Regions from separate parts of the Homo sapiens genome. Here region 1 is linked to region 2. Evidence: read pairs that join two places in POLR2A ChIA-PET (ENCODE). Cell type or tissue: PC-9. All regions are shown on one strand. Each heading gives the region's core, and the rest is flanking DNA. Links, peaks and the distances in the headings are about the cores only. Region 1 overlaps SLC7A14-AS1 (SLC7A14 antisense RNA 1). Region 2 overlaps SLC7A14-AS1 (SLC7A14 antisense RNA 1).

Region 1 (15,493 bases), core at 5,797-8,296, 69 kb before region 2:
TGGGGGAGATTTTGAGCCAGGATGAGCCAGGAGAAGGAATTTCACAAGACAATGTCATCAGTTAAGGCAGAAACAGGCCATTTTCACTTCTTTTGTGGTGGAATGTCATCAGTTAAGGCAGGAACCAGCCATCTGGGTGTGTACCTGCAGGTCACAGGGGATATGATGGCTTAGCTTGGGCTCAGAGGCCTGACATTCCTGTCTTCTTATATTAATAAGAAAAATAAAATGAAATAGTGGTAAAGGGTTGGGATGGTGAAAATTTTTTTGGGGTGGTATGGAGAGATAATGGGCGATGTTTCTCAGGGCTGCTTTGAGCAGGATTAGGGGCGGCGTGGGAACCTAGAGTGGGAGAGATTAAGCTGAAGGAAGATTTTGTGGTAAGTGGTGATGTCGTGGGGTTGTTAGAAGAAACATTTGTCATTTAGAATTATTGGTGATGGCCTGGATACAGTTTTGTTTGAATTGAAAAACTAAATGGAATAAGAGAAGGAGAAAAACAGGTATTAAAGGACCAAGAATTGGGAGGACCTAGGACATGTAATTAGAGAGTGCCTAAGGAGACTCAGCATAGCCTTGCCAGTAAAGATTGTTTATTTACTTTAAGAGTTAAGAGTGGTGGTTTGGGGATAGCACCAGGAGATATCAGCTGTGATGGCTTGGAGAAACAGTGTAAACTGGCAGTGTAAACAAGAGCAGGGCATGTACGAGTAGTTGAGAACAGGTGAATAAGAGTATGACTACACAGAAAATAATAGGGATGACAAGTTTTTTGGGTCACAGTTTAAGTTGGTCTGGTGTCTGGAATGAGACTGGTACCTAATAAAAAGGAGTGTCTATACAGGAGCTTAAATGGGCTGTACCTTGTAGCATTCTGAGGACAGGCCTGAATTCTGAGAAGGGAAAGTGGTAAAAGTATTGTCCAGTCCTTTTTAAGTTGGCGGCTGAGCTTGGTGAGGTGTGTTTTTAAAAGACCTTTAGTCCATTCTACTTTTCTTGAAGACGGAGGACCATAAGGGATATAAAGGTTTCACTGAATACTGAGAGCCTGAAAAAATGCTTGGCTGATTTGACTAATAAAGGCTGGTCCGTTATCAGACTGTATAGAGGTGGGAAGGCTAAACTGAGGATGTCTGACAGAAGGGAAGAAATGACTGTGGTGGCCTTCTCAGACCTGCAGGAAAGGCCTCTACTTATCCAGTGAAATTGTCTACCTAGACTAAGAGGTATTTTAGTTATCTGACTCGGGGCATGTTGAGTAAAGCTAATTTGCCAGTCCTGGGTGGGGGCAAATCCTCAAGCTTGATGTGTAGGGAAGGGAGGGGGCCTGAATAATCCCTGAGAAGTAGTAGAATAGCAGATGGAACATTGAGAAGTTATTTCCTTGAGGATAGATTTCCACAATGGAAAGGAAATGAGAGGTTTTAAGAGGTGGGCTAGTGGCTTGTACTATAGCATAGCCTGCCTTTGCTGTTGTGTGGTGATTAGGCCTGGTGGAACTGCCATCAATAAACCAACTGTGATCAGGGTGAGAAACAGGGAAGAAAGAAATGTGGGGAAATGTGGTGAACGTCAGGTGGATCAGAGAGTTGCAGTTATGAGGGTCAGGTGTGGTATCCGGAATAATGTGGGAGGCTGGATTGAAGTCTGGGCCAGGAACAATGGTAATTGTGGGAGACTCAACAAAGAGTGAGTATAGCTGAAGGAGCCAGGGAGCAGAAAGTATGTGCGTCAGGTGTGAGGAAGAAAATAGATTTTGGAAATTATGAGAGCTGTAGAGAGTGAGTTGAGCATAGTTTGTGATTTTAAGGGCCTCTAAAATTATTAGGGTGGCATCAGCCGCTGCACAGAGACATGATGGCCAGCCTAAAACAGTAAGGTCAAGTTGTTTGGACAAAAAGCCTACAGGACACGATCCCAGTCCTTGTGTAAGAATTCTGACTGCACAGCCCTGCACTTTGGCTGTGTGTAATGAAAAGGGTTGGGATGAGTCAGGGAGAGCTAGAGTGGGGGCAGTCTCTAAAGCTGTCTTCAAGGAACGGAAAGAGGAGTGGGGAAAGGATTTAGGATCTATGGGGTCAGCTAGGTTTCCTTTTGTGAGTTTATATAATGGTTTTGTTAGGATGGCAAAACCAGGTATCCAAAGGCGGAAGTATCCAATCACGCCCAGGAAGGAAAGGAGTAGTTGTTTTGTAGAAGGGGTTGGGGTTTGAGAGATCAGTCAGACATGATCGGCAGGGAGAGCACGTGTGTTTTTGTGAAGAATTATGCCGAGGTAACGGATGCAGAAGAAATTTGAGCTTTGGAGGGGGATACCCGATATCCTTTGGAGAATAAATGCTGAAGGAGCAGAAGTGTGTCTTGTTGAGAAGATTCAAAGGAGGGGCTACAAAGAAGGTCATCAATATACTGAATAAGGTGAGAAGCAGAGGGGTGGAAAGAAAATAAATCATGAGAAAGAGCTTGGCTGAAGTAATAAGGACTGTCCCTGAAACCTTGTGGCAGCACAGCCCAGGTAAGCTGCTGGGGCTGATGGGTGTCAGGGTCAGTCCAGATGAAAGCAAAGAGAGGCTGGGACGAGAGGTTCAGGGGAATAGTGAAAAAACCATCTTTAAGATCAAGAACGGAATAGTGAGTTGTGGAGGAAGGTATTGAGGACAAAAGAGTGTACGGGTTGGGCACTACAGGGTGGATAAGCAAAACAATTTGGTTGATAAGGCATAGATCCTAAACTAACTTGTAAGGCTTGTCTGGTTTTAGGACAGGTAAAATGGGGGAATTGTAAGGAGAGTTTATAGGCTTTAAAAGGCCATGCTGTAGCAGGTGAGTGATAACAGGCCTTTATCCTTTCAAAGCATGGTATGGGATAGGATATTGGTATTGAGCGGGGTAAGGGTGATTAGGTTTTAATGAGACGGTAAGGGGTGGATGATCGGTTGCCAAGGAGGGAGTAGAGGTATCTTATACTTGTGGGTTAAGTTGGGGGGATACAAGAGGAGGACACAAATGTGGCTTTGGATTGGGAAGAAGGGCGGCAATGAGATGTAGCTGTAGTCCAGGAATAGTCAGGGAAGCAGATAATTTAGTTAAAGTGTCTCGGCCTAATAACGGAACTGGGCAGGTGGGGATAACTTAAAAGGAGTGCTTAAAAGAGTGTTGTCTAAGTTGGCACCAGAGTTGGGGAGTTTTAAGAGGTTTAGAAGCCTGGCCATCAATACCTACAGCAGTTATGGAGGCAAGGGAAACAGGCCCTTGAAAAGAAGGTAATGTGGAGTGGGTAGCCTCCATATTGATTGAGAAGGGGACGGACTTACCTTCCACTGTGAGAGTTACCTAGATTGTCCGTGATGGTTCTGTAGGCTTCTGAGGCGATCGGGCACTGTCAGTCTTCAGCTGCTAAGCCAAGAAGATCTGGGAAGGAGTCAGTCAGAGAGCCTTGGGCCAGAGTTCCAGGGGCTCTGGGAGTGGCTGCCATGTGAGTTGAACAGTCTGATTTCCAGTGGGGTCCCGCACAGATGGGACATGGCTTAGGAGGAATCCTGGGCTGTGGGCATTCCTTGGCCTGGTGTCCAGATTTCTGGCACTTATAGCAAGCTCCTGGGGAAGGTGGTTCTGGAGGAACACCTGGCCACTGTGGTTTAGGCGTTTGGAAGTTCTTGTGTGCTGGAGATGTGGCTGGGGTTTGTCTCACAGTGGAGGCAAGGAATTGCAACTCAGAAATATGTTGCTACTTGGCTGCCTCTATTATTGTACACCTTGAAGGTGAGGTTAATTAAATCCTGTTGTGGGGTTTCAGGGCTGGAATTTAATTTTTGGAGTTTTATTTAATGTCAGGAGCAGATTGGGTAATAAAATGTATATTGAGAATAAGACAGCCTTTTGACTTTTTAGGGTCTAGGGCTGTAAAGCGTTTCAGGGTGGCTGCCAAATGAGCCATGAACTGGGCTGGATTTTTATATTTGATGAAAAAGAGCCTAAATCTAACTAATTTGGGATAAAGAAAAAGGAGCATTAACCTTGACTATGCCTTTAGCTCCAGCCACCTTTTTAAGAGTAAATTGCTGGGCAGGTGGGGGAGGGCTAGTCATGGAATGAAACTGTAAGCCAGACCAGGTGTGAGGAGGGGAGGTGATAAAAAGATTATAGGGTGGAGGAGCAGAGGCTGAGGAAGAATTGGGACCTAGCTTGGCCTGGGGAGGAGGGGAGAGGTCAGATGGGTCTGTAGAAAAGGAAGATTACAAAGACTCAGCGACACTTGGGGTTTGGACTGAGGGGACAGGAGGGAGGGAAAGAAGGAAGATTTGGGACTAGTTGCATTGGGAACAGAGACTAGAGAGGGACTATGTGTAAAAGAGTTCCTGGGCATCAGGCACCTCAGACCATTTGCCTATTTTTTGACAAAAATTATTTAGATCTTGTAGGATGGAGAAATCGAAAGTGCCATTTTCTGGCCATTTAGAACCACTGTTGAGTTTGTATTGGGGTCATGTGGCATTGTAGAAGAAAATAAGGCATTTAGGTTTTAGGTCCGGTGAGAGTTGAAGAGGTTTTATGTTCTTAAGAACACAGGCTAAGGGAGAAGAAGGAGGAATGGAGGATGGAAGGTTGCCTATAGTGAAGGAGGCAAGTTTAAAGAAAAGTAAGAGTAGAGACACGGAGGGAAGGGGTTCGGGGGTTCTTACCCTCCAGAAAAGCGGGAAAGGGGTTGGGGCACAGAGATATGAGGTCGGGGCATGGAAATAAGGGATCAGGGCACAGAGATATAAGAGGTTGGGGCATGGAAATAAGGGATCAGGGTGCAGACATATAAGAGGTCAGGGCATGGAAATAAGGGATGGGGTGCAGAGATACGAGGTTGGGGTACTTGCCCCTCCCCCAGAAAAGCAGGACTTGCCACTAAGGGTGAAGGAGAAGGGGTTGGGGGTTTCTTGCCCCCCAGAAAGGTGGAGAAGGGGTAGAGACATGGAGAGAAGGGGTTGGGGTACTTGCCTCTCCCCCCAAAAAATGGGACTTGCCGCTAAGGGTGAAGGACCAAGGCAGGCATCCCTGCATGGTCTGACACCTCTGAAACATGGGTGAATAATCAGAGAGGCATCCCTGCAATGATTAAACACCAAGGGAAGGCTGCCTTCCCAGCCCATGACCGGCGCCGGAGTTTTGGGTTCGCAGATAAAATGTGTCTCCTTTGTCTCTACCAGAAAATGAAAGGAATTGAAATTAAGAGAAGGGAGAGACAGAAGAGTGGAAAGGAGAAAGTGGCTGACGGTTAGTGAGAGAGGTTGGAGAAGAGAGTAAGAAGAGGCCGCTTACCCGATTTAAAATTGGTGAGATGTTCCTTGGGCTGGTGGGTCTGAGGACCTGAGGTCGTAGGTGGATCTTTTACACAGAGCAAAGAGCAAGAGGACAGAGGATTGATCTCCCAAAGGAGGTCCCCTGATCTGAGTCACAGCACCAAATTTCATGCGTGTCCGTGTGAAGAGACCACCAAACAGGCTTTGTGTGAGCAACATGGCTGTTTATTTCACCTGGGTGCAGGCGGGCTGAGTCCAAAAAGAGAGTCAGTGAAAGGAGACAGGGGTGGGGCCGTTTTATAAGATTTGGGTAGGTAAAGGAAAATTACAGTCAAAGGGAGTTGTTCTCTGGTGGGCAGGAGTGGGGGGTCACAAGGTGTTCAGTAGGGGAGCTTTTGAGCCAGGATGAGCCAGGAGAAGGAATTTCACAAGACAATGTCATCAGTTAACGCAGGAACAGGCCATTTTCACTTCTTTTGTGGTGGAATGTCATCAGTTAAGGCAGGAACCGGCCATCTGGATGTATACGTGCAGGTCACAGAGGATATGATGGCTTAGCTTGGGCTCAGAGCCCTGACAGTTATTATTTAAATCAGCCATGTGTCAATCCACCAAGTTCTTACTGAGAGTAGCTTTCTCTATGTCCACTAAGTCCACTCAGATCAGGATCAGGGAAACTCGACAACAAGGGCCAGAAGGGACATTAGGGATATTCTCATCAGAGTCTGCATTGTATCGAGGAGCAAATGGATATTTAACTGGCAACAATGACTTGCCCAGGGTCACACAGCAGCAGAACAAGGGCTGAAACCCAAGTTTCTTGGCTAGAAGACTAGTCTGCCCCCATATTCAAGTTCTCTTTAGAAAATTCTCAAAATTCTAGAGCTTAGTCCCTTCTCCTGACCCTTCCAATGCCATGGCAATTCTAAGCGAGGAAAGCCCTGAATTAAAGTCAATAATGAAGATACCTGGGGACAAAGATGGCTTTCACTACTGTTTTTTCACTAGGTGTGAGCAGTTGGTAAGACAGCAATGTATCACATCCAGGACATCACCATTATTACAGGAATAGTTACCCCATGAGCAGCTCTTAAAGATAAGACATGTCTGTGAGAGGTGGGCTGCAGAAAACCCTTTGGGAAAATTTGCTCTGGAAATTCAGAGTTGAAGATTTGTCTGCAAGGACAGTCTAAGGAAATGGTGACAGGGTAAGGGGAAATCAGGGCCAAGAGAACAAGGCTACCACACTGGGAGTTTTCTCTACACCCAGACTGAGAAAAGGGCTTTTGATTTTGGCCCAAACATTGAACTGCCTCTTTGTCCATGGGGGAATTCTAGGAAGTGCATGAAAACACTACAGCAAGACTTTCAAACTTACCCACAGACACATTTTATCTGAGATGCCTGGTGGCTTTTAAAATTTATAAGCCACTACATAAAAGTTAAGAGATTCCACATGAAATAGGAAGATAAACAACATGGATCCCTCATTCCCATAAGGCATTGATAGAGGAGAGGGGAGCAGTGGTTGCCCCTTGAGACAGGGCTTGAGCTTTCCATGCCCCCAGGGGCCCTGCTGCTCACTCATGGCACTGGCTGGGCCCTATGGACCTGTGGCATGTGACCTGGGCTCTGAAGGAGCCTCCTGCCTGTCTTGCTTATAGTTGGCATCACATTCTTCCTCATATCGTAGATTCCTGCATGCTCAACTCATCTCCCAACAGGCCTCCAAGCCCAATAAACGCTCTTGAAATGAATGAATCAGTATTTCAAGGTGCTAACTTGAAGCCACAGTATAGGTTTATGAAATTTTTATTTTGTAAATTATTCAGGAGCTTGGTTTGCTACCAAATGTTGAAAAGAAGCTTTGCTAAATAAAATTATTCGTAAGATACTGAAACAGGAAAACTAAGGTAATCTCCTTCCTGGATTTCTTTTAGTAAGAGGCAGGTCTCTTTCAGGTTAAGTTCAAAATATTCCTGCTGAAGGTGGGAAATGGGCCCCTTTAGATGGTGAGAGCTCTATTTCAGCCTTAGGATCTCATCATTAGCTGTGATGCAGAGGAGAATTGGACGAACAGCAGCGTGGTGCTGAGGAAAGTGTGTGGATGTGGGAATCAGACGAATCCAGTGCTAATCCCTGGTTTCGTTTCTTCCCACCTTTTGTGACCTTGGGCTTGTGGTTTACCTCCTTGGGCCTCAGCAGAGGATTATAGACCTCTTTTAAATTGTTAAAAACAATTGTTTTCCTAAATAGTACCTGGACATGGTACAAAATTCAAAAGGTACAAAGTGAAAAGTTTCTTTCCCTCTAGTCACCAAAGTCACTCAGCTTCCCTCACAGGAGGCAGGCTATCTTACTAGGTTCTTATGCATCCTTCTGAAGATAGCCTATAAATATATAATATATGTGAATATAAAAATACATGTAAATTCATAAATGCTTACTCTTTATACAAACATTCACACTGTTCCATATCTTCTTTTTTCATTTAACATACCTTAAAGATCTTTCTACATCAGAAAAAGCGGCCTCATTTTTAATGGCTGCACAATATTCTATTGATGGATGTGCCATAAAGTGATTTAACCAGTCTATTATTGGCACTCATTCATAGTAGACTTCCAAGATTTGCTATTTCAACACTGCTAAAATGGATATGATACACGTGCACTTCTTGTAGGTATGCATGTATCTGTGGGCTAAATCCCAGTATGTGGAACTGTTGTGTTATGGGGTAAGCACAGTTATGTTTTGATAGGTAGTGCCAAACTGCCCTCCATAGATGTTATAATTCAAACTAACATAGATTTATTAAAGCTCTACTGAAAACCTAACCCATCTATTTCCCTATGATAGGCATGTTATTTATTGGACTTTGTTTTTCTCTCTGCCTTTATTTACTGACCTGATATGTCAATCTGTGAAATGGAAATAGTTATAACTTTGTTATATTTATGGGAGGCCATTGTTTTGGAGTAACTCCTCCTTCAGGCCCCAACAAACAAGACAAAACCAGAGTGCAGTCACTTGTGCTAGGTGCTACATAGTCAAACTAAAGTTTAAAATGAGCCAGTTTTCCAAAAAACAGGAGATTCACATCAGCCAATCAAAAGGGGCCCAGTCTGTCTGAGCCAGCATGATAAGGAGGTCCCCACTGTTTTAATTCTATAAGGAAAACAGCTTTGTAATGACCAGTTTGCTTTTTGTTCCTCATTTTAGCTTTCATCAGTCTTTTCTGCCTATGAAGCCCACCTCTTCTGCCCAGCTCACTGGAGCACCTTTCTAAATCTGAGATAAGCTGTTTCTGATTAATGAATGACTAAAAAAGCCAACTATGCCTTAAATTTTTTTTCTTTTTGAATGATTAGTAATTCATTTTTATACTTCTGTCCTTACAATATGTTCCCGCCAATTATACCTTTAAACTAAACTTGCTGGGATTTTGTTTTTGGACAAATTCCAGAGTTGTTTTGAGGATTTATTTAGAGTGTTTGACACTGATCATCTCTTGTCTACGTCAGAGGTTTCTGAGGACTCTCCTTTGGCCGTCTGTAACAGGTACCTGGCAGGATCTGACAGCAGCGGCAAAGTGCCCACGCTATAGAATGGCTTCCACATTGAGGCAATACATTCTTAAGAATATATTGTTCTGAGCTGAGTGAGAGATGTCTTCCTAACACTTCTGTTTGAATGCTTTACATAGTTAAATGCCAATCAATTAAGAATTTCATTTAGGCAAAAGGAAAAAGAAGAAAGCAGTCATTCTTTGTAATAAAAATATTGACTTATCACCAGTGAAGTGGAAAATGACTTTGTTTTTCAATCGCTAAAGAACAAATGCCATTATAAATTGAAAAACAGCCTATTGGATGGTCTTATATTATTATTGCAATGACTCTTAATCTCTTCCTTGTCATCAAACCATGCCACCTCCCCTCCTTTTTTTTTTGAAATGGGGTCTCACTCTGTCACCCAGGCTGGAGTGCAGTGGCACGATCATAGCTCATTGCAGCCTCAACCTCCCAGGTTCAGGCAATCCTCCCACTTCAGCCTCCTGAGTAGCTGGGACTTTCATGTGCATCCATGTGAAGAGACCACCAAACAGGCTTTGTGAGAGCAATAAAGCTTTTAATCACCTGAGTGCAGGCAGGCTGAGTCCAAAAAGAGAGTCAGCGAAGGGAGATAGGGGTGGGGCCGTTTTATAAGATTAGGGCAGGTAAAGGAAAATTACAGTCAAAGGGGATTTGTTCTCTGGCGGGCAGAAGTGGGGGTCGCAAGGTGCTCAGTGGGGGTGCTTTTTGAGCCAGGATGAGCCAGGAAAAGGACTTTCACAAGGTTATGTCATCACTTAAGGCAAAGACTGGACATTTTCACTTCTTTTGTGGTGGAATATCATCAGTTAAGGCAAGGACCGGCCATTTACACTTCTTTTGTGGTGGAATGTCATCAGTTAAGGTGGGGCAGGGCATATTCACTTCTTTTGTGATTCTTCAGTTACTTCAGGCCATCTGGGCATATACGTGCAAGTCACAGGGGATGTGATGGCTTGGCTTGGGCTCAGAGGCCTGACATTCCTGCCTTCTTATATTAATAAGAAAAATAAAACAGTGTTGAAGTGTTGGGGCAGTGAAAATTTTTGGGGGGTGGTATGGAGAGAGAGAATGGACGATGTTTCTCAGGGCTGCTTCAGGCAGGATTAGGGGTGACGTGGGAACTAGAGTGGGAGAAATTAAGCTGAAGGGAGATCTTGTGGTAAGGGGTGATATTGTGGGGTTGTTAGAAGAAACATTTGTCGTATAGGATGATTGGTGATGGCCTGGATACGGTTTTGAATGAATTGAGAAACTAAACGGAAGATACAAGGTCCGAATAAAAGGAGAAAAATGAGTATTAAAGGAGTAAGAATTGGGAGGACCCAGGACATCCAATTAGAGAGTGCCCAAGGGGGTTCAGCGTAATTACTTGCTTGGTTGGCAAGTTTTTGGGCTCTATCCTTGAATTTTTTTATGTTGTCATACACCAGGCCAGATTGATTTAGGTAAAAACAACACTCTTCATTTAAGAAAATACGGAGTCCTCCTTTCTCAGCAGTGAGTAAGTCAAGGCCTCAGCGGTTTTGGAGGACAATTGCAGCTAAAGAGTCAAATTGGGCCTGGAGGACTGATAAAGTTTGTGATATGTCTGTAATGCTAGCAGAGAAGTCATTAGACAGGCTACGGAAGGTCGTGACAGAGGTTGAAATGCCTGCTATTCCAGTACCGAGAACAATAGTGGAGGCAGAAAGTCCTAAACTGACCATCAAGGGAACTAGTGGAATAACTCTTTTTTGTCATGTCGGTGTCATGAGGGGAACAGGGAGCTCTTCGGTCCCATTTGCAAATTGAATTTTGGGGGTAAGGAAAACTAGTGTGCATGTGCCTGTCCAATTAGCAGGTAGACACATGTAGGTAGAGGATCCACAGAGGAAGAAGAGACCTTGTGTGAGGCAAAACTGGAGATGTAAACTAAAAAGGTGAGAAGGAGGGCTGAAAGGGGTGTCTTGTACCCAGACTCCTAGGGATCCAGCTAGGGCAGCAGCTGTCAGAGATTGTAATGGGGACTGATGGGGTCACTGCATAGAGGAGGAGGTTCGATTTTCATGGTGTATGAGAAAACGTTGAGTATCTACGAGCAACCTTTCACTGTTTTTTTCGGGGCTGGGTATAAGTAAACAAGAAGAGGGCCTGGGAGGAGAGTCTGACGAGCAAGGGGAAGATAGGCAAGGATGGAGTGAAATACAGGGTAAGTGTCTTCCTAAGCAATAATTACTGCTAACATTTTTAAGTTTGTCAGTATTGATAGAGGGCTTGTCTGTAATATGGAGCTGAAAGGCTCCAATTGTTTCAGTGATGTGTGTAGTTGGGCTTCAGAGATGAAGAGTAAAGGAACATCGAGAAGGTGAAAGGTTACCCAGGGGAATTCCAGTGGGTCTTTGCTGAGAGATACATAAAGGAGCGGCCACAGGAATACTAGTTTGTGTTGTGAAAGGTCCAAATATGGGGAGAGTAGAGTAATATAAGGAGAAAGGTTTTTTAAATAAGTGCGGAGGAGGGCGGCAGCTTGCTGATGTGAAATGTCTGGGGAGGTCTTGCTGGACCTGTCTAGAAAGTAAATGAGTTCTTCAGGAGGGTAAAGGTGAGGGCTGTTAAAGGAAGTTCAGAGGTGTAAGGAGACAGGAGATGTTGCCCAGTCTGTCTGTAAGGCGGGGACAGCTATGTAGGCACTGGAAGAAAGGGAAATGCAAAGCCAACTGCTGTTCGCCAGCAGTTGTGGCTAGGAGAGAATGGGTAAGGTTGATAGTGTGGTGGAGATAGCTGGGGAGAGGTAGAGGGTGGCATAAGAATGGGAATGAGAATAAGAGTGAGTATAAAAGTAAAGAATAGAAATTCATCAGGGTGGAAATATTGGAGGGTGCCCTGCCGGCAAAGATCATCTATCCACTCTAAGAGGGAATTAAGAGTGGTGGTTTGGGGATAACACCAAGAGATATCAGCTGTGATGGCTTGGAGAAACAGTGTAAACTGGCAGTGTAAACAAGAGCAGGGCATGTATGAGTAGTTGAGAATGGTGAATAGGAGTGTGACTAGATAGAAGAAAGTAGGGATGACAAGTTTTTTTGGGGCGCAGTCTAAGTTGGTCTGGTGTCTGGAATGAGACTGGGGCCTAATAAAAAGGAGCGTCTATACGGGAGCTTAAATGGGCTGTACCTTGTAGCATTCTGAGGACAGGCCTGAATTCTGAGAAGGGAAAGTGGTAAAAGTATTGTCCAGTCCTTTTTAAGTTGGCGGCTGAGCTTGGTGAGGTGTGTTTTTAAAAGACCTTTAGTCCATTCTACTTTTCTTGAAGACGGAGGACCATAAGGGATATAAAGGTTTCACTGAATACTGAGAGCCTGAAAAAATGCTTGGCTGATTTGACTAATAAAGGCTGGTCCGTTATCAGACTGTATAGAGGTGGGAAGGCTAAACTGAGGAATTATGTCTGACAGAAGGGAAGAAATGACTGCGGTGGCCTTCTCAGACCCTGTAGGAAAGGCCTGTACCTATCCAGTGAAAGTGTCTACCTAGACTAAGAGGTATTTTAGTTATCTGACTCAGGGCATGTTGAGTAAAGCTAATTTGCCAGTCCTGGGTGGGGGCAAATTCTCAAGCTTGATGTGTAGGGAAGGCAGGGGGCCTGAATAATCCCTGAGGAGTAGTAGAATAGCAGATGGAACACTGAGAAGTTGTTTCCTTGAGGATAGATTTCCATGATGGAAAGGAAATGAGAGGTTCTGAGAGGCAGGCTAGTGGCTTGTACTATAGCATAGCCTGCCTTTGCTGGAGTGTGGCGATTGGGTCTGGTGGAACTGCCATCAATAAATCAAGCGTGATCAGGGTGAGGAACAGGAAAGAAGGAAATATGGGGAAATGGGGTGAATGTCAGGTGGATCAGAGAGATACAATCATGGGGGTCAGGTGTGGTATCAGGAATAATGTGGGAGGCCAGATTGAAGTCCAGGCCAGGAACAATGATAACTGTGGGACTTAACAAAGAGTGAGTACAGCTGAAGGAGCCGGGGAGCAGAAAGTATATGCATCAGCTATGAGGAAGAAAATAGATTTTGGAAGTTTTGAGAAATGTAGAGAGTGAGTTGAGCATAGTTTGTGATTTTTAGGGCCTCTAAAAGTATTAAAGCAGCGGCAGCTGCTGCACACATACGTGAGGGCTAGGCTAAAACAGTAAGGTCAAGTTGTTTGGACAGAAAGGCTACAGGGTGCGTACCTGGCTCTTGTGTAAGAATTCTGACCACACTAACCATGCCTAGGAAGGAAAGGAGTTGTTGTTTTGTAAGGGATTGAGGTTTGGGAGATTAATCGGACACAATCAGCAGGGAGAGCATGTGTTTTTATGAGAATTATGCCGAGATAGGTAACAGATGAGGATGAAATTTGGGCTTGGCTGAAGTAATGGGGGCTATCTGTGAAGCCTTGCGGCAGTACAGCCCAGGTAATTTGCTGAGCCTAATGGGTGTCAGGGTCAGTCTAAGTGAAAGCGAAGAGAGGCTGGGATGAAGGGTGCAAAGGAATAGTAAAGAAAGCATGTTTGAGATCCAGAACAGAATAATGGGTTGCAGAGGGAGGTACTGAGGATAGGAGAGTATATGGGTTTGGCACCACGGGGTGGATAGGCAAAACAATTTGATTGATAAGGCACAGATTCTGAACTAACCTGTAAGCCTTGGCTGGTTTTAGGACAGGTGAAATGGGGGAATTGTAAGGGGAGTTTATAGGCTTTAAAAGGCCATGCTGTATCAGGCAAGTGATAACAGGCTTTAATCTTTTTAAAGCGTGCTGTGGGATGGGATATTGGCATTGAGGGGGGTAAGGGTGATTAGGTTTTAATGAGATGGTAAGGGGTGCATGATCGGTCGCCAAGGAGGGAGTAGAGGTATCTTATACTTGTGGGTTAAGATGGGGTGATATGAGAGGAGGATGCAAAGGAGGCCTTGAACTGGGGAAAAGGGCAGCAATGACGTGTGGCTGTAGTCTGGGAACAGTCAGGGAAGCAGATAATTTAGTTAAAATGTCTTAGCCTAATAAGGGAACTGGGCAGGTGGGGATAACTAAAAAGGAGTGCTTAAAAGAATATTGTCTAAGTTGGCACCAGAGTTGGGGAGTTTTAACAGGTTTAAAAGCCTGGCCGTCAATACCTACAGCAGTTATGGAAGCAAGGGAAACAGGCCTTTGAAAATAAGGTAATGTGGGGTGGGTAGCCTCCGTATTGATTAAGAAGGGGACGGACTTACTTTCCACTGTGAGAGTTACCCAGAGTGTCTGTAATGGTCTTGTAGGCTTCAGGCGATCTGGCAGTGTCAGTCTTCAGCTGCTAAGCTGAGATCTGGGAAGCAGTTAGTCAAAGAGCCTTGGGCCAGAGTTCCAGAGGCTCTGGGAGTGGCTGCCAGGTGAGCTGAACAGTCTGATTTTCAGTGGGGTCCTGCACAGATGGGACATGGCTTAGGAGGAATCCTGGGCTCTGGGCATTCCTTAGCCCAGTGGCCAGATTTCCAGCACTTGTAGCAAGCTCCTGGGGGAGGAGGTTCTGGAGGAACCCCTGGCCACTGCGGTTCAGGCGTTTGGAGTTCTTGTGTGCTGGAGATGTGGCTGGGGTTTGTCTCACAGTGGAGGCAAGGAATTGCAACTCAGAAATATGTTGCTACTTGGATGCCTCTATTATTGTACACCTTGAAGGTGAGGTTAATTAAGTCGTGTTGTGGGGTTTCAGGGCTGGAATTTAATTTTTCGAGTTTTATTTAATGTTAGGAGCAGATTGGGTAATAAAATGTATATTGAGAATAAGACGGCCTTTTGACATTTTAGGGTTTAGGGCTGTAAAGCGTCTCAGGGATGCTGCCGAATGAGCCATGAACTGGGCTGGGTTTTTCATATTTGATGAAAGAGCCTAAATGCTCACGATTTGGGAGAGGTCTGATAAGGAAAAAGGAGCATTAACCTTGACTATGCCTTTAGCTTCAGCCACCTTTTTAAGAGGAAATTGCTGGGCAGGTGGGGGAGGGCTACTCACGGAATGAAACTGTAAACCGGACCAGGTGTGAGGAGGGGAGGTGATAAAAAGATTATAGGGTGGAGGAGCGGAGGTTGAGGAAGAATTGGGACCTAGCTCGGCCTGGCGAGGAGCAGCCTGGGGAGGAGGGGAAAGGTCAGATGGGTCTGTAGAAAAGGAAGATTAGAAAGACTCAGTGAAGCTTGGGGTTGGGATTGAGGGGACAGGCGGGAGGGAAAAAAGGAAGATTTGGGACGAGTTGCACGGGCACAGAGACTAGGAAGGGACCAATGTGTAAAAGAATGTCTGGTCGTCAGGCACCTCAGACCGTTTGCCTATTTTATGACAAGAATTATTTAGATCTTGCAGGATGGAAAAATTGAAAGTGCCGTTTTCTGGCTATTTGGAACTACTGTCGAGTTTGTATTGGGGTCAAGTGGCATTGCAGAAGAAAATAAGGCATTTAGGTTTTAGGTCAGGTGTGAGTTGAAGAGCTTTTAAGTTTTTGAGAACACAGGCTAAGGGAGAAGAAGGAGGAATGGAAGGTGGAAGGTTGCCCATAGTGAAGGAAGCAAGTCCAGAGAGAAGGGAGAGTAGAGACATGGAGGGAAGGGATT
Region 2 (15,493 bases), core at 6,318-8,817:
CCTCAAACGCTGCGAGCTCCCCCGCCCACAACAGCCCTTGTCAGAGAGCCCAGAAGGGCATGAAAGGAGGAGGAGAGAGAGGGAGGAGGGAAGAAACTGTATTTCCCTTACCTCACAGTCTTCCCTTCTCTGGGGACCCACAGAAAGATGCACTGACTATAAAATAGGGGCTTTTAAAACTATTAGGCAACATGGAATAAAGTGTCAGAGGCAGCCAAACCAAAACCACTTGAATAAGAGCATCACTAACTGCGAGGCTGGGGCGTGGCTTCATTTTATTCCAAGCCTTTGGCACACAACACAGAATCTGGCACGTGGTAGGAATCTGACAAATACTTGGATGTTTGTTTGTTTTCTTACCTAAGAGGACATCCCAAGGATACCAAGCGTTTCTAGGTGAATCCTGTGACTCCATCCCTAGCCTGAGAGACCTGCCTCCAGGAAGGAAGAGATTATTGCAGTTCCCTCTATTTTAAAATCTTTTCAATGCCGATTTTGTTTTTGATATATTATTATTGCCTGAGGCTTTAGTCAGGAGACTGAGATCACACAAAGCACAGATCTTAGAATTTAATAGCTTTTCTCAAGAATGAAATCAGATTCTTTCTGAAAAATATCTAAAAGACATGCCTTATTACATAAGGAGAGCATGCTTCATGTGAAGATGTGGATATTTTTAGAGCATGTGTTTTGAATTTTATATTTGTGGTCCTATTTACCTGGATGAGTCACATTTAAAACGTTCCCAAATTTCTTGCCTTTAAACCCTAAGCTTCTTGTGGCTTTGAGGAACATTTGCTCAGATTACTCACAACACAAATCTTCCTGTCATTAAACTACTACACTTTGTACTGAGTGGCATATAATACATAGAAATTGTCAGACAAGCTGGATTATTCGTCCCCAAAGGAGCAGTTCTTAGTAAATGAATTACACCAAGAAATTGCTGGGGCCTACAACATTCCTTTTTTGGTTTGTTTTTGGGTTTTTGTTTTTGTTTGTATCCTCTCTAAAAGGTGGCTTCAGGCTATGTTAGCAGGAGAGTGGAGAGAAACCAAGTGAGGCCTAGAGGTCTTTGGGTACAGGAATGCAGTTTCAAAATCCTAGTGAAAGCTGCTAAGAATTCAGAGAAAGTGGCAGAGAGGAAAGACACATTTAACATTTGCTACCTAAGGTACAGCTGGAAATAATATGGAACAGATGGATCAGAACTGAAAACATGGATTGAGGAAGAGGCATGCTGGATAATTTTTGAATGGATGCTAGACATTGGCAGCTTTACTTTGTTGAGTGCTGAATATTTGTATATTCCTATAAACATGCATGAGATTTGTCCTAACAATTAAGTTATCTAGACACACTTTGATCTTTCTGGGTCTTGATTTTAAGGTTTTTCTTTAGGTGAGACCAGAGCATCATTTATTCTAGACCTAATTTTGCTCCTCTTTTGAGGCAAAGACCTTTTCAATACACCATCTGATGCCCAGTGAATTAAGAGGTTTTGTACTGTGGCTGGTAGATCAGAAATTATTCCTGGTTCTGTGTGAGCCTCAGCTATGTTCCCTCTAATCCTGTTGGTTGGTTTGTATACCGACCTCAGATAGTTTCTTATCTTACATGTGCCAATCAGTATGGAGCTAAAGACCCAAAGGGAACCTTCCACAGACCTCTGGAGTTCCCTTAGCATGCAGATTTTTCCTCTCTGCAACTCTGCCCCAAGAACTCCAGCTGACTCCACCTTCCCAGACTCCCTGCTTCATCTCCTCCACTCAGAGAGAACACTGGGCCCTTCTGCTTTCCACTTCCCTGTGGCACAGCTTGGACATTCTCTCCAGGCGGTAACCTAGGGCAACTGTCCATAGGAATTACTGTCCTGCATTGCTGATGTCCATGGTCTTGGTTGTTTCATATATTTTCTCCAGATTTTTTTCAGGAGGAAAGTAAGTCCTGTCCCTATTACTCCATCTTTGGCTGAAGTGAAAGTCAACTATATGTTCAATTGCCTTTTTAAAAAAATTTGACACATTGTAATTGTACATAGTTATGGTGTGCAATTTAGGGTTTCAATACATATATATGTTGTATAACAATAAAATCAGAGTAGTTAGTATATCCATCACCTCATGCATTCATCATTTCTCTGTGGTGAGAATATTCAAAAGCTTCTCTCCTAGCTATTTTGTAACAGTCACCCTCCTGTGCAATAGAACAGCGGTACTTATTCCTCCTATCTAATTATAACTTTGTACCGTGGACCACTCTCTCTCCATTCTTCCCCACTCCCCTCTCTAGTCTCTGGTAACCACTGTTTACTCTCTGTTTCTTTCTTTTTTTTTTTTTCTTTAGAGGTAAGGTCTCACTCTGTTGCCCTGGCTGGAGTGCAGCAGCATAATCATAGCTCACTGCAGCCTCAAACTCCTGGGCTCAAGTGATCCTCCTGCCTCAACCTCCCGTCTACTCTCTGCTTCTATGATATCTATTTTTTTGAGACGGAGTCTCACTCTGTCACCCAGGCTAGAGTGCAGTGGCATGATCTTGGCTTACTGCAACCTCTTCCTCCCAGGTTCAAGTGAATCTTGTGCCTCAGCCTCCCGAGTAGCTGGGATTACAGGTGCACATCACCATGCCCAGTTAATTTTTGTATTTTTAGTAGATATGGGGGTTTCCTCATGTTGGCCAGGCTGGTCTTGAACTCTTGATCTCAAGTGATCCTCCCTCCTAGGCCTCCCAAAGTGTTGGGATTACAGGCGTGAGCCACCATGCCTAGCCTTTCAATTTTTTTTAGATTCTACATATGAGTGATATCATATAGTATTTGTCTTTTTGCATCTGGCTTATTTCACTTAATAAAATGTCTTCCAGATTCATCCAGGTTGTCACAAATGACAGGATTTCATTCTTTTTGTATGGTTGAATAATATTCTATTCTGTATGTATACCACATTTTCTTTATCCATTCATCCATTGTTGGGCGCTTACATTGATTCCATATTTTTGCTGTTGTCACTTGCTTTTATAAGCAAGTCCAGAACCATAGACAGAACCAGCTTAGGTCAGTCTGTCTCAATAGAATTTTTACATTTGTGTCAGTTTCCATTTTCCTTGATGTATTAGTCTGTTCTCACGTGGCTATAAAGAAATACCTGAGACTGGGTAATTTATAAAGAAAAGAGGTTTAATTGAGTCACAGTTCTACATGGCTGGGGAGGCTCAGGAAACTTACAATCATGGCAGAAGGCACCTCTTCACAGGGCCACAGGAGACAGAATGAGTGCTGAGTGAAGGGGCAAGCCCCTTATAAAACCATCAGATCTTGTGAGGACTCACTCACTATCATGAGAACAGCATGGGGGAATCACCCCCATGATTCAATTATCTCCACCTGGTGCCACCCTTGACACATGGGGATTATTACAGTTCAGGATGAGATTTGGGTGGGGACACAGAGCCAAACCATATCACTTGACATTGCCTCATCTTTCTGTTTAGTTAATAATAAGTAGTCTTCATGATCGCCGCTTATTATCTTTTCTGCTCATTGTAATATCCTTCCTGAAAAGACTAGTACTAGGCAATGGTGTTTAAGTAATAAAACAAAGATTAAAGTGTCTTTAGTTAGACAAACATGGCTTTCATTGCTACCTCTTCCACTCCCTATGTGACTTTTGACAAGTGTTTTAATCTCAAAGGGACTGTCTCTGTCAACAAAATGGACAAGGGTGTAAGATGTGTTGAGAAAAAGACTTTTAATTTATGCTATCCATGCATCTGTATTTTGTTACATGAAAGATGTAATTTTAATTTAAAATAACAAAGTATTTTAAATACTTTGTTAAATAAATGGTAGTGATAATATCTCATCAACAGGGCCATCATGAGTATTAATTGAAATAATATGCATGCTTAATGTGTTATAACTTGGCCCATCTTTCCACTGTTCCAAGTACAGAACAATCATACTCTAAATGGCCAGTTGAGTTTCACAGATAATAAAAATGTGTTTTCTGTAAAGGGTCCAATTTGCTTTCTTTTTCTTCTACACAACCCTGGGAGCACTCCTAAGAGACCATGTGGGTTCAATGTGAATGGCTTGGAATTCCTTAAGTGTGTATGGATGTTGCTGTACAGTTTTCCACTGAGTGACCTCTGATTGGACAAAACTCAAAAAGTGCTGGCAAAGGAAGATTTTAAGCCATCTTTAAAATGAATGGGGATTTGGGTTCATGGTGGTAACTAGTTGAAGAGAGATAAGAGAAGAAATATAGCCTGACTGGAAAGAAAAGAATATCAACTTGGTGATTAATATTTATTGCATGCCTGCAATTCTTCTTGAACTAGTCACTACCTCTCATTCTTTGAATTCCTGAGTCATACCTTACTCTGTTTTCTTCTACATGCCAACTCCTGCACTCTTTTTGTCTGGCCCTTAAAATGGCCTCAGAATCCCTCTCAATACTGCACTGAGGCAGCCAGAATGTTCAGGCTGAGTTGGCATAAAATCTGAAACCTATTTATCATCCTATGAACATTCATCCATTAGGCTTATCTGATCACCTAGCCTTTCAGTTCCTAGACCACTTCTTTTAATGACCTTGTTTCTACTTCAGCCATCCATTTACACCCTAGAAACTGTCACTAGTTGGAACAGTTATCTTAATATCCTCCCAGATTGCAATATTCAAAATTTCCAGTGTTCTCATGACTCTATTTCTTTTGCCTTTGTTCTTTGACTATCGAGGTTCATTTTATCCAGAAATTCCTCTTTTATCTTTTCTTTCAAATTCTGGGCCACATGGTGAGATCCTAAACCAATTTCTGCCAGTATCTTCTAATTTCTTGCCACCACTTCTTCACCCTGTCCCTTGCTATATTCATCTAGCAAAACATGGTATGGGATTAGTACTGCAGTTTTATTTTTCCTTCTCCAAGAAGCTGAGGAGAAAATCCTACAACTGAAACAAGTCCAATTGTCCCATTCAACTGATTTCACTTGACCCATAGAACTGATACTATGGTTTCTTTTGAATAAACATAAAAATTGACTCTTCCAGTCTTAAAACTTAAGGAAGATAAATTTGTCTTATCTGAGTTCTTTCCCAGGAAACCAAACATCAGTCCTCCCAGATAGCATCAAGGAACTGGAACGTACCAGTTCACTCCATCTGGACAACATTCCAGACCCCTCACCCATCATGATTGCCTATCTGACCACTTGCTTTCTGTTGACCAACTCCTCTTCCCTACCCCTCCCTAATTCCTGTTTTCCTGCATGTTACATTTCTTCCCTGCTATATAAGTTCCTGGTTTTAGTTGGTCAGGGAGATGGATTTGAGACTGACGTCCCATCTTCCCAGCTGCAGTACCTAATTAAAGCCTTCTTCTCTGGAAATACTCTTGTCTCAGTGATTGGCTTTCTGTGAGGTGAGCAGCAGGACCTAGACTGAACCTTTGGTGTTTTGGGAACACAGCCTGCAGATTCATGCAACAGCAGACTCATGGCTCCAAACCTCAGCCTGGCTCTCCGTGTTGCCTTGTCAGTCAATTCTTGAACTTGACTTTGATCAGCTCTTCTTTCATTGCCTTCAATGACTCTTTCAAACTTTATCAGTTTCTTTAAAGCTCTCAATCCCTCCACCCTCAGCAAATAATCTTCTCTGTTATTTTGTTGAGAAGAACAAGGGAATATCATTTTTCTGATCTCTTCAGCTTTCTGAACTTTCCCTGCAAATATAGCTACAGCAGTGCCTGCCCTTACCATCAATGTATGGACCATGATAAATGACACTGTCCAGTTCATCATTATTCTTTCCAATCTGTTGTACTTGCTAGAGAACCTCAAAAGCCTTGCTGATCAAATCCACCCAAGTTCTTCCTACCAACTTCAGCTAGACCTGAGATGCCACCTACAGACCCTGGGGTCTACGTAGGGCATGTATACCTTTCTCAGGTCCTCAAGGCTGCTTTAGCACCTCTTACCTTCTGTGTCACTGAGCAGAAGGGGGACCTCTGAACCCCAGTTTTCCTCTTTGACCCCCCTTTTTTCCATCCTTGAGAGCTCTTCCTTTATGTTTACCACTTAGGAAGTAACCCCTCAATGACAGCCAATACTGCCACATGTCATTTACCTTATCCATCAATTATCTTTGCTATCATTTGAATTTTTCACCTCTCCAGATTGTCTTTATATTGAAGACACTTATAGCCTTAAAAATAAAGTGGAAACTTTCTACCCAATCAAGTTGCCTCCTCTTCTTTCTCCTTCATTTTGTCAAAAAAACCTTTGCATGTCTTTACTATTGACCTCCATTTCCTTAAAACCAATTTCTTCCCTAACCCCTTAAAATGTAGCTTCTGTCCTGTCTTACTGAAACTCTTCTTTGGAAAATTAAAAGTAACCCATAAAGCCAAGAGTCTGTCCTCTGCTATTATCCACGTAAACCCCACACTGAAATAGCTGTAATTTTTTTTACCATCCTGTTCTTTAAAAATTTTTTTTCCTCTAAAATAAAATATGTATACAAATGTGCAAGCTACATGAATACACAGCTTGATGGATTGTTATCCATGTAATCACTTCCCAGGACAAGAAATTAAACAATGCCAGTCTCCCAGCTGCGACCCTTCCAGTTCCCATCCTGCCCTCCTCAAGGCAACCACTACCCTTGTTTCTACATCACTTACTTGCTTGCCTTTTCTTACTCTTTTGCCACTAGTGTGCACCCCTAAATACTTAGTTTTGTCTATCAATTGGAACCAAACAGTATATTCTTTTTTTTCTTGAGACAGAATCTCACTCTGTCACCCAGGCTGGAGTGCAGTGGCATGATCTCGGCTCACAGCAACCTCCACCTCCCGAGTTCAAGTGATTCTCCTGCCTTGGCCTCCCAAGTAGCTGGGATTACAGGTGCCCGCCACCATGCCTGGCTAATTTTTTGTATTTTTAGTAGAGACACGGTTTCGCCTTGTTGGCCAGGAGGGTCTCGAACTCCTGAGCTCAGGTGATCCACCTGCCTCGGCCTCCCAAAGTGCTGGGATTACAGGTATGAGCCACTGTGCCTGGCCCCAAACAGTATATTCTGTTTGGTTATAATAATATTTTGGATCTGGCTTCTTTCAGCCAACATTATATTTGTGAGATTTATTTGTTTTCCTGCATTTAGATGCAGTTTAGTTATTTTTATTGCTCTTATAGTGTTTCACACAATATACCACAATTTATTTATCCATCCTACTGTTGATGGCCATTTGCGTTGTTTCCAGATGGAGGTAGGATGAATAGTGTTGCTCTAAACATTCTTGTGTATGTCTTTTGATGTGTGGGCACACATTTCTTCTGGAGATATGCCTAAGAGTGGAATTACTGAGGAATAGATTGCATTATCCAGTACTTTAGTAAACAGTGCCACACAGTTCTCCAGAGTGTTGTGTTTGTCTTCATTTACACTCCCACCAGCAGTATATCAGTTTCTATAGTTCTAAATCCTCACCAAAACTTGGCATAATCAGTCTTATTAATTTTGGCCATAAAGGTAGTTGTATAATATTTTAAATTTGCTTTCCAATGATTGTTAGTTGATATCCTTTCACACATTTTGGACATTTGGATATTCTTTATTTATAAAGTACCTTTTCAAGTCTCTTGCCTGTTTATCCTTTGTACTGCCTTTCATTTTCTTATTTATTTGTAGTAGTTGTTCATATAGTCTCCATTATGTTCAGTGTCAGTTACCTGTGTTGTCAATATCTTCTCCAATCTGTGGCTTGCCTTTTCACTATCTTAATGGTTACTTTTGAAGGACAGAAAATGTTAACATTAATTAAATTGTTCCATATTTTCCTTAACAGCTAGTGGTTTTAGTCTCCTGTTTAAAAAGTATTCTCTAACTCCTGTTCTTGAAGTTTTTTCTTCTCAATGTTTCAGGGACCCTGCATTTTTCTCAGTTCTTTTCTCCTTTCTAAAGTTCCATCTCAGTTTCCTTCATGGGTTTTTCTTCCTTTCCCCATATTCCGTGTGGCTACCTCAGTATAAGGTGCTGTCCTCTGCCTCTTTGCTCTATGCTCTTTCTCCTCAACATTCACCTCTCAGCAGATCCACTCCTCTCCCTAGCACCAGACTGGCATATCTGTGTGCTGGGCCATTCAAGTCAACAGTTCAGTTCTTTGATATCTATTGAGAAATTTCTCAGTATCAGGCTTTGTGCTGGGTGCTGGGACTACTCACATGAACATCACACAATCCTTTCCCTTGGGCAAACCACTGAATGAAGATACCTATAATCTAGTCACAGTGATACTCAAAATATTCCAGGCTCATCAACTCCCCCTATTCCCCAACATGCTCTTACTGATGGAGCAATGGCCCCATCATCTCTTTAAACACACAAGATGCGAGGGTCATGTTGAACTTCTCTTTCTACCCCATCTAATATCCAATGATGTGACAAGCCCTGTTTGTTTTAAGTCTACACTTTAAACTCCCATCTTCCCTTCTTTCCACCCCCTCTCCCCACCCTGTGGCCCTCACATTAAGTTCCTTACTATGCCTCTCATAGAGGGCTGAATTGGCCTCCTAAATGGTATCTCTACATCCAATTTCTTCCCCCTCACTCAGCAGGCTCCATTCTCATGGGTCATTTGCCTTGGGAACAGGCTTTCAAGGAACAATATTATCAGAGTGATTGTCTTCTTCCTATTATTCAGAAGTCTCTTTGAAGGAAAGAACTAAACAGAATCTTACTCATCTTTGAGAAATATCTACTTGTTCCATCAGTGAGTGTGGATTGTGAGGCTCTGAGTGCCTCATAAGTTGCCTGACTTGACAGATGTAAGCAGCAAACATCATACTGATGAGGATAGATAAGGGTCTAACATATGGTTTCAGCTCTAAGTGCCATGAAGCTCCTGAGAAATTCCCACTCTGGCCTTTGCAATAGATTCCAGAAAATCCTCTACTCTTCCAATTTTATCACATCCTTCAAAACTTTGTGATTCTGGATTACATTTCATTAGGATATTTGTTCTTTACTCTTTGAAAATGGGAAGTACCAGAATAATTTGTCTATGTTGCTCACTTAATCAAAAACTTTCCATGAACAACTCCTCACAGCCTGCAGCCAAGCTCCTTAGGATTTGGTCCAATCTGCTTTCTTGGCTTGTTCTCCTACTTAGCATACTTACCACCAATCAGATTCCTGCCCATATTCTATTTGTATTGTGTGCATTCTGGTCTTTGATCAAGTTGTCACATCTGTCTACAAAGCCTTCCTGCTCCATCTTGGCATGTCCAGATCTTACATCTCCTTCAAATCTCAGCTCAAATGCCTCCTCTTCCATGAGGTTTAAGGGAGGTCTTTTAACCAGAAGCACATATTCCCTTTCTGAACCTCCAGCATTTAATTTTTATCTCCGACCACACCAACCACCCTCCCCTTATGGTAGCTGGCTGGTTACCTATCACTTGTCTTTCCAGGACAGACCTGTGTCATTCTCATCTTTGTGTTCCTTACAAAGCCTTGTAGATTGCTTCCCACAAGGCGGATACTCAGTAACCATTTGCTGCATGATTAGGATATATATTGAGAACATGTGACAGGCAAAACTCAGTAGTAGGCACTATAGAGATATATAAATACAATTCCATTTCTGCTCAAAACATGTACAATCAAGTAAGGCATTTACATATGTACTACACAGTAAACATTAGCATGTTATACATTTCATAAAAAAGCTTTGAAATGCTGTAACTTTAATCCTTTAAACCCATCTTTTTCAACTTACAAAACACACAGAACTTTTAAAAGAAACTATTGCAGCATTCACTTGAGTTATTTTTATCATGCTATTATTCAAATAAGAACAAACATAAAGCTTATGGTTATAGCATGTGATACCTATAAAATCAAGACACACTTATAAATTGTAACCAAGCAAAATTATTCTTTATTGTGTCAACTGTTTCGGGCTACAAGATGCCTTGAACAAGCTAGGAGGAGCTTGATGGAGAGTGATCTGGGGTCAGGGAGACTATTGGTTGGGAGCCCCCATTCCTGGGAAGTAGAGCTTTAGGCTAGGGTATATATCAGAGTCTGCATCTTTGATGTGATGCAATGGGTGAGAAAGAGAAGTGGCAGAGGCAGCCAAGCAGAGGAAATCCTCAAGAAGAGGGATTCTAGCAGCCACAAAGAGGCATAAAGACCAGGATAGACCCCAGGAAGCATAGGAAAAGAGCATCTCAGAAAAATGCTTTTGGGCAACATTTAGTTTGAGCTTGTGCTCTCTCTTAGACTCTCTGCTAAAGACTTCCCATTAATGCCATTATTTAATCCTCACAGTAAACCACAAGAGAGGCACTATCATTAGTCATGGATCAGGAAATGAGCATTAAGGAAATTCCATAATTTCCATCAAGTGCAAAACTGGCAAGTGAGAGAGCCTGAATTTGAATCCAGATTTACCTGACCCTAGAGTCTGAGCCTGTAACCAGTATGCAGGACCACCTCTTGGCTGGCTCCTGGCCTCCTGGCCCCATGTATTTGTTTTCTTTTATTTCTAAATGGCAGCTGGGGAATGTTACCAGGAAAGTAAACTCCCTGAGTCATTCAGGATTGGGCACCAACCCAAGCATGCCTGTACCCTCCAGGGAAATGTGGGGAGGAAGAGGGAGGAAAGCAGAGATGGAACGTGTTTTAGAGGGGGCCTCAGGCAAGTCATGCTCACAGGGACCGAATTTCAGAAGGACCCCCTGAGATTTCTCATAGAACATTTGGTTTCAACTCCAAATATCTTTTAAGTTTGCACTGTGCACCTATCACTGTGTTTAGTGTTTGGTTGATTCAGGATTTTTGAATTACCCCAGAAGTGATTACAGCTCCCACACACATGAGCAGGATATGCTGAGTGTGTGAAAGAGAAGTCTGGGGTTTGACAGGATGGTGTTTATTAGAGCCATTTAGGAAGAAAAGAGAGAGCTCCCTTCTGAGTTGTTGCTGCTGACACCAATCTGTGCATTCACACTGAGGACAAGTTTGATGACAAATCAGTAGCATGCATTCATATGCCTCTCAAGAGCATGTTTATAGAACCTACTGGTGTATAATACAATATGCAGATTCCAAAGAAATAGAAGTCAGAGTCCTTACTCCTCTCTCTAGTTGTTGATGACACAGCTGAGATTTAAGTTTATAGAGCAAAATAAACAACTCAGGCTCAAAATGGCACTAGCCATCCCTAGAAGTTACAGTGCCCACAGATAAGGCCAACTGCAGACTATGTACAGGAAGTACAGAGAAATGTCAGTTTCCACTCCCACCCCTCTTTGGAATCTTTCCCTTGAACCCACAAATCCAAATCGGGGGATAGAAATCTGAGTAAATATGCATTAGCTTCAGATTCTTTAATTCTATGGGACCCAGAATGGGCTTGCTGGGATGTTAGGGGCCTAATGCCCGAGTGTTCTAGGGGCTCCTGGGGATTAAGAGATAATCAGTATTGTCCTTGAGGGTAGGGACAGTATGTTTGGGCCCCCATCACCTAGAGCAGTGTCTGACACATAGCAGTTGTGTAATAAATGTTGGTTAATGAATCAACAAATGGTGTTCCAGGGACTTCAAACTTGGTGAAAGTGGCATGGTGGTCAAGTGATGAGTAGGAGAGAGTGGGGCAAAGCCTGGTAGCATTTGCCTGGAGCCCTACAAGATACCTGGTGAATGTAGATTCAAATCAGAGTGGCTAGGTTTCACCAGAGACCTCGTGCTGCTGCCCTCTTTCCTGAACAGATGCCATCCGACTATCTGATTTCATCAGGAAAACAGGAGGAAAAAATGATATTTTGCCTGAAGCCATTTTTAGAAGACGAGAGAGAATAGAGTCATTCTTGCCTGTCACTGCGGCTTGTTCAATTTAAACAAGCAAGATTCAGGAATGAGCAAACCATTAATGCAAAAGAAAAAAAATCAACATAAAATGCTCTGACGAGAACTCCTCTGTGTTCTTTTGAAAACATCATTTGGATGATAACTCAAAATTGGTTCACATTATCATTACCAGTTTGGGACACTTTGTTATCCATTTTAGTTCACTTATCTTATTTTTGACCCCAAGAAAGTACCGAGGCACCTTCTACTAGTCAAAAATTTAGGAAACAAATATCTTACCTTCACTGAAAAGGCATTTCGAATATAAAATAAGATGTGACAAGGTATCTTTCCTCCTTTAGATGCATAAGAAATTTTGCTTTGTTACTTATAGATTTTGTAATCTGTGATTCATGTTCAAAGAGAAAGCAGCAACCCACTGGGGAATTGCTCACATGAAAAGTGCACTTATTATATTAACTCCATTAGATGCACGTTAGAGTCTGTTCTCTGTATGGAAGGAGCTGAATAATAGCATACAAAATCACTGTTATTTGAGTTCCTGAGCAGCATCCTGGATTTCAAAATGACTCATAGAAAAATTATAAACAGCCCAAAGCTCACAAATTAGGGTAATAAAAAAAATCTCCATAATTTTTTCAATATGGTAGTATGACATGATTTTAGTAGTAGCCAAAGAAATAATCAATATTTAAAGATGTTTGTGACATGGAGAGCAAATGGGGGAAATGACCTATACTTGAATCAATTGGCAAGAGCTTGAAATACATTTTAAAATGGGGATTTCAAATCACCATCAAAGTATTTCTCTTAATTACTCATTTCCCTTGGAATTTACTGGAAGCATTTTCTACCTATGCTTATATTATCAATGACAAATGATACATTTAGTTCTGGGGAGCTACGATAAGGACTCACCCTTTGCATATCTATGTGTATATGTATTTATTTATATATAGATACATGTATACATAACATTTATATACATATACAAATATGTGTGCATTTTTCTTATCCTACCCTCTTCTGAATAAACTGTGAGGACAAATTGTCCTGGAGAGTCCTGGTACTAGAATAATATATTCATGAAGTGCAACAGTCATAATTTTATTCAAGTTTTGTTGTCTTTTCTCCCCCTGGGAAACTTCTGGAGGAATTAGATGTGTAAACCCAGAATACTGAGAAATTGCTAGTCAGAAAAAAATGGTTCTAATGAAACTGCCCTACTGATGAACTCTAACTTTCTCTATAGCTTCCTTAATAAAAACAACAGAGCAGCATTAATGTATTGCCTTTGCAGTTTCTTCACAAATTAAAATCCCTCTTTTTTTTTCTATCCAGAAGATCTGAAACTTCTATAAGCCCAGCATCTAAATCAGTTTTTGACTGAAATGAGTACAGGCAAGCTCTGAGGCAGCTCTATCCAGGGCTATGACAAGAATGAAGTGAACACATTTTACCCTACATGGAAATGTCCATTCCAACAAGTGCTAATTTGACAATGGTAATGATTACTATGGGTTGAATTGGATTATCCCAAAAGATATGTTAAAGTCCTAACCCCTGGTTCCTGTAAATGTGATTGTATTTGGAAATAGGATGGATGCAGATATCATTAGTTAACATACTGGAGTAGGGTGGATCTTTAATTAAATAAAACTGATGTCTTTGTAAGAAGAGAAGAGACACAGACACAGAGGGAAGATGACCATGTGAAGATGGAGGCAGAGATTGAAATTATGCTGCCACAAGCCAAGGAACTCTTGGGGCTACCAGAAGCTGGACGAGGGCAAGGGAGAATTGCCTGTAGAGCTTCGAAGGGGACATAGCTCTTCTATCAGCTTGATTTCAGAATTCCTGCCTCCAGAACTGCGAGACAAAAAAGCTCTGTTGTTTTAAGCCACCTAGTTTGTGTTACTTTGTTATGGCAGCCCTTGGAAATTAACAATGATTATAATAGTAATATGAATAATAGCAACAGCATCTCATTTACTGTTTTCTATGTGTTAATAACAATTCCAAGTGCTTTACACATATTATGGGCTTTAGGGTCTCATTTTACAGATAAGGAAGCAAGTAGAGAAAGCAAAAGAAAGACATTGAAACGTGCAATGGGGAAATTTGTTTCCATACAAATAAAACAAACCATCTGAGGAGCCTTCAAGAGTAGGCATCTTTCCATCACCAGCTTCCTGTTGGATGGGGTATCAGGAGACATGGCCTCTGGCCTTGATTTTGCCACACACTACCCTGTACTGTTTCTTGGAGATTGGATGATCTCAGAGGCGTCTCCCAGCCCTAAAACTCTAAGATTCCATTGAAAACTTGTAATTCAAGCAATCAAATAGTGAATGGTGACTTGCTAGGGACTGAGAGATGCCCTGAAGTCAGTGTGAGACACTTCCATGGGGCTGGTTGTGCAAATTCTCATGACACAGGGCTCTGGTCTTCCTTTTGGGCCCATAGGCACGTGCCCAGATGTGGCCCCAGGGCCTGAGGGATCAACAGGATGCCATGGTGCTGGGGACCCTGCACTGTCCAGTGTAGATGGTTTTCCCTTCTTCACCATACAGAGCCCTTGGTGAGCAGCTTCTCAACTTGCTGGGGGAGGGTCTGTGTGAGCTTGGGGCAGTGATCTTTCCTAGGGAGGTAGCAAGCTCACGATGCCAAATGGTAGGACCCATTTGATCTCCCAGCCAAACTGCAGTACCAGGTGAATAATTATAAAATGCAGAAAATGTGAGAAAACCTCAAAATCACCGCCACTGGCTGTGCTGCAATGCCAGGCCCTTGATGTGGGATCACATACCTGTGAATGCCTCCTTCCATTCATTCACCAGTGGCTCAACTTGCTGAAGCTTCAGAAGCTCTAACCCCATATGCTTTGTACCCTGGCCCTGTACAGAGTACATGAAACTAGCCCAGTAAGAAGTATCTTGGAGTATAAATCAAACACATATAGGTAGACTTCTGGGGCAAAACTTGCTTATTGAATTCAACCTTATCTATTGATAGTTGAGAAGGTAGTTTATTTTTTGAAATTAAAATTTTTATGGGGACATAGTAGGTTTATGTATTTATAGGGTATATGAGGTATTTTGATACAGGCATCTAATGTGTAATAATCACATTGGTTATTGGATGGTTAATGGCTACTTGGGAGGGTGAGGCATGAGAATTGCTTGAACCCAGGAGGTGTGCAATGAGCTGAGATAGTGCCACTGCACCCCAGCCTGGGCAACATAGCAAGACTCTGTCTCAAAAATAAATAAATAAATAATAAATGGCTCACTCATAACACTCTTAAAGAAATTTTATCCCCCTCCTTATTTTACAGAGGTAGAAAATGAGATCCAGAGAAATAACTTCCTAAGATCTGAGGGCTAATAAGTGGCAAAGCATGTGCCACCATGCCCGACTAATTTTTGTATTTTTAGTAGAGATGGGGTTTTTAGTAGAGACGAGTTTTCACCATGTTGGTCAGGCTAGTCTTGAACTCCTGACCTCAAGTGATCCGCCTCCCTTGGCTTCCCAAAGTGCTAGGATTACAGGCATAAGCCACCGCACCTGGCCTCAACAAATTGAATTTAAAGATCTAATTGACTTGTATAAGTCAAGTA

The links. Peaks named below come from ENCODE experiments on the same cell type or tissue, not always from the same donor. Only the 100,000 strongest peaks of a DNase experiment are listed, where the experiment ranks them.
Region 1: POLR2A ChIA-PET joins it to region 2 with 17 read pairs; 1 of 35 experiments calls an interaction of 5 or more read pairs at or near these places.

Annotation. Positions count from the first base shown.
Region 1 is chr3:170,672,393-170,687,885 of GRCh38, forward strand. All of the region lies in intron 2 of SLC7A14-AS1 (SLC7A14 antisense RNA 1), which reads left to right. Among named protein-coding and RNA genes, the nearest start is that of SLC7A14, 94 kb to the left of the region's middle. RefSeq lists enhancers at 5,485-5,986, 9,257-9,975. In PC-9, for the core only: no CTCF peak of the experiment used is centred there; a DNase peak (open chromatin) is centred at 7,009.
Region 2 is chr3:170,741,175-170,756,667 of GRCh38, forward strand. It overlaps SLC7A14-AS1 (SLC7A14 antisense RNA 1), which reads left to right. Exons shown (of 6, transcript NR_135556.1): 6 at 13,215-14,031. Among named protein-coding and RNA genes, the nearest start is that of RPL22L1, 120 kb to the right of the region's middle. In PC-9, for the core only: no CTCF peak of the experiment used is centred there; no DNase peak of the experiment used is centred there.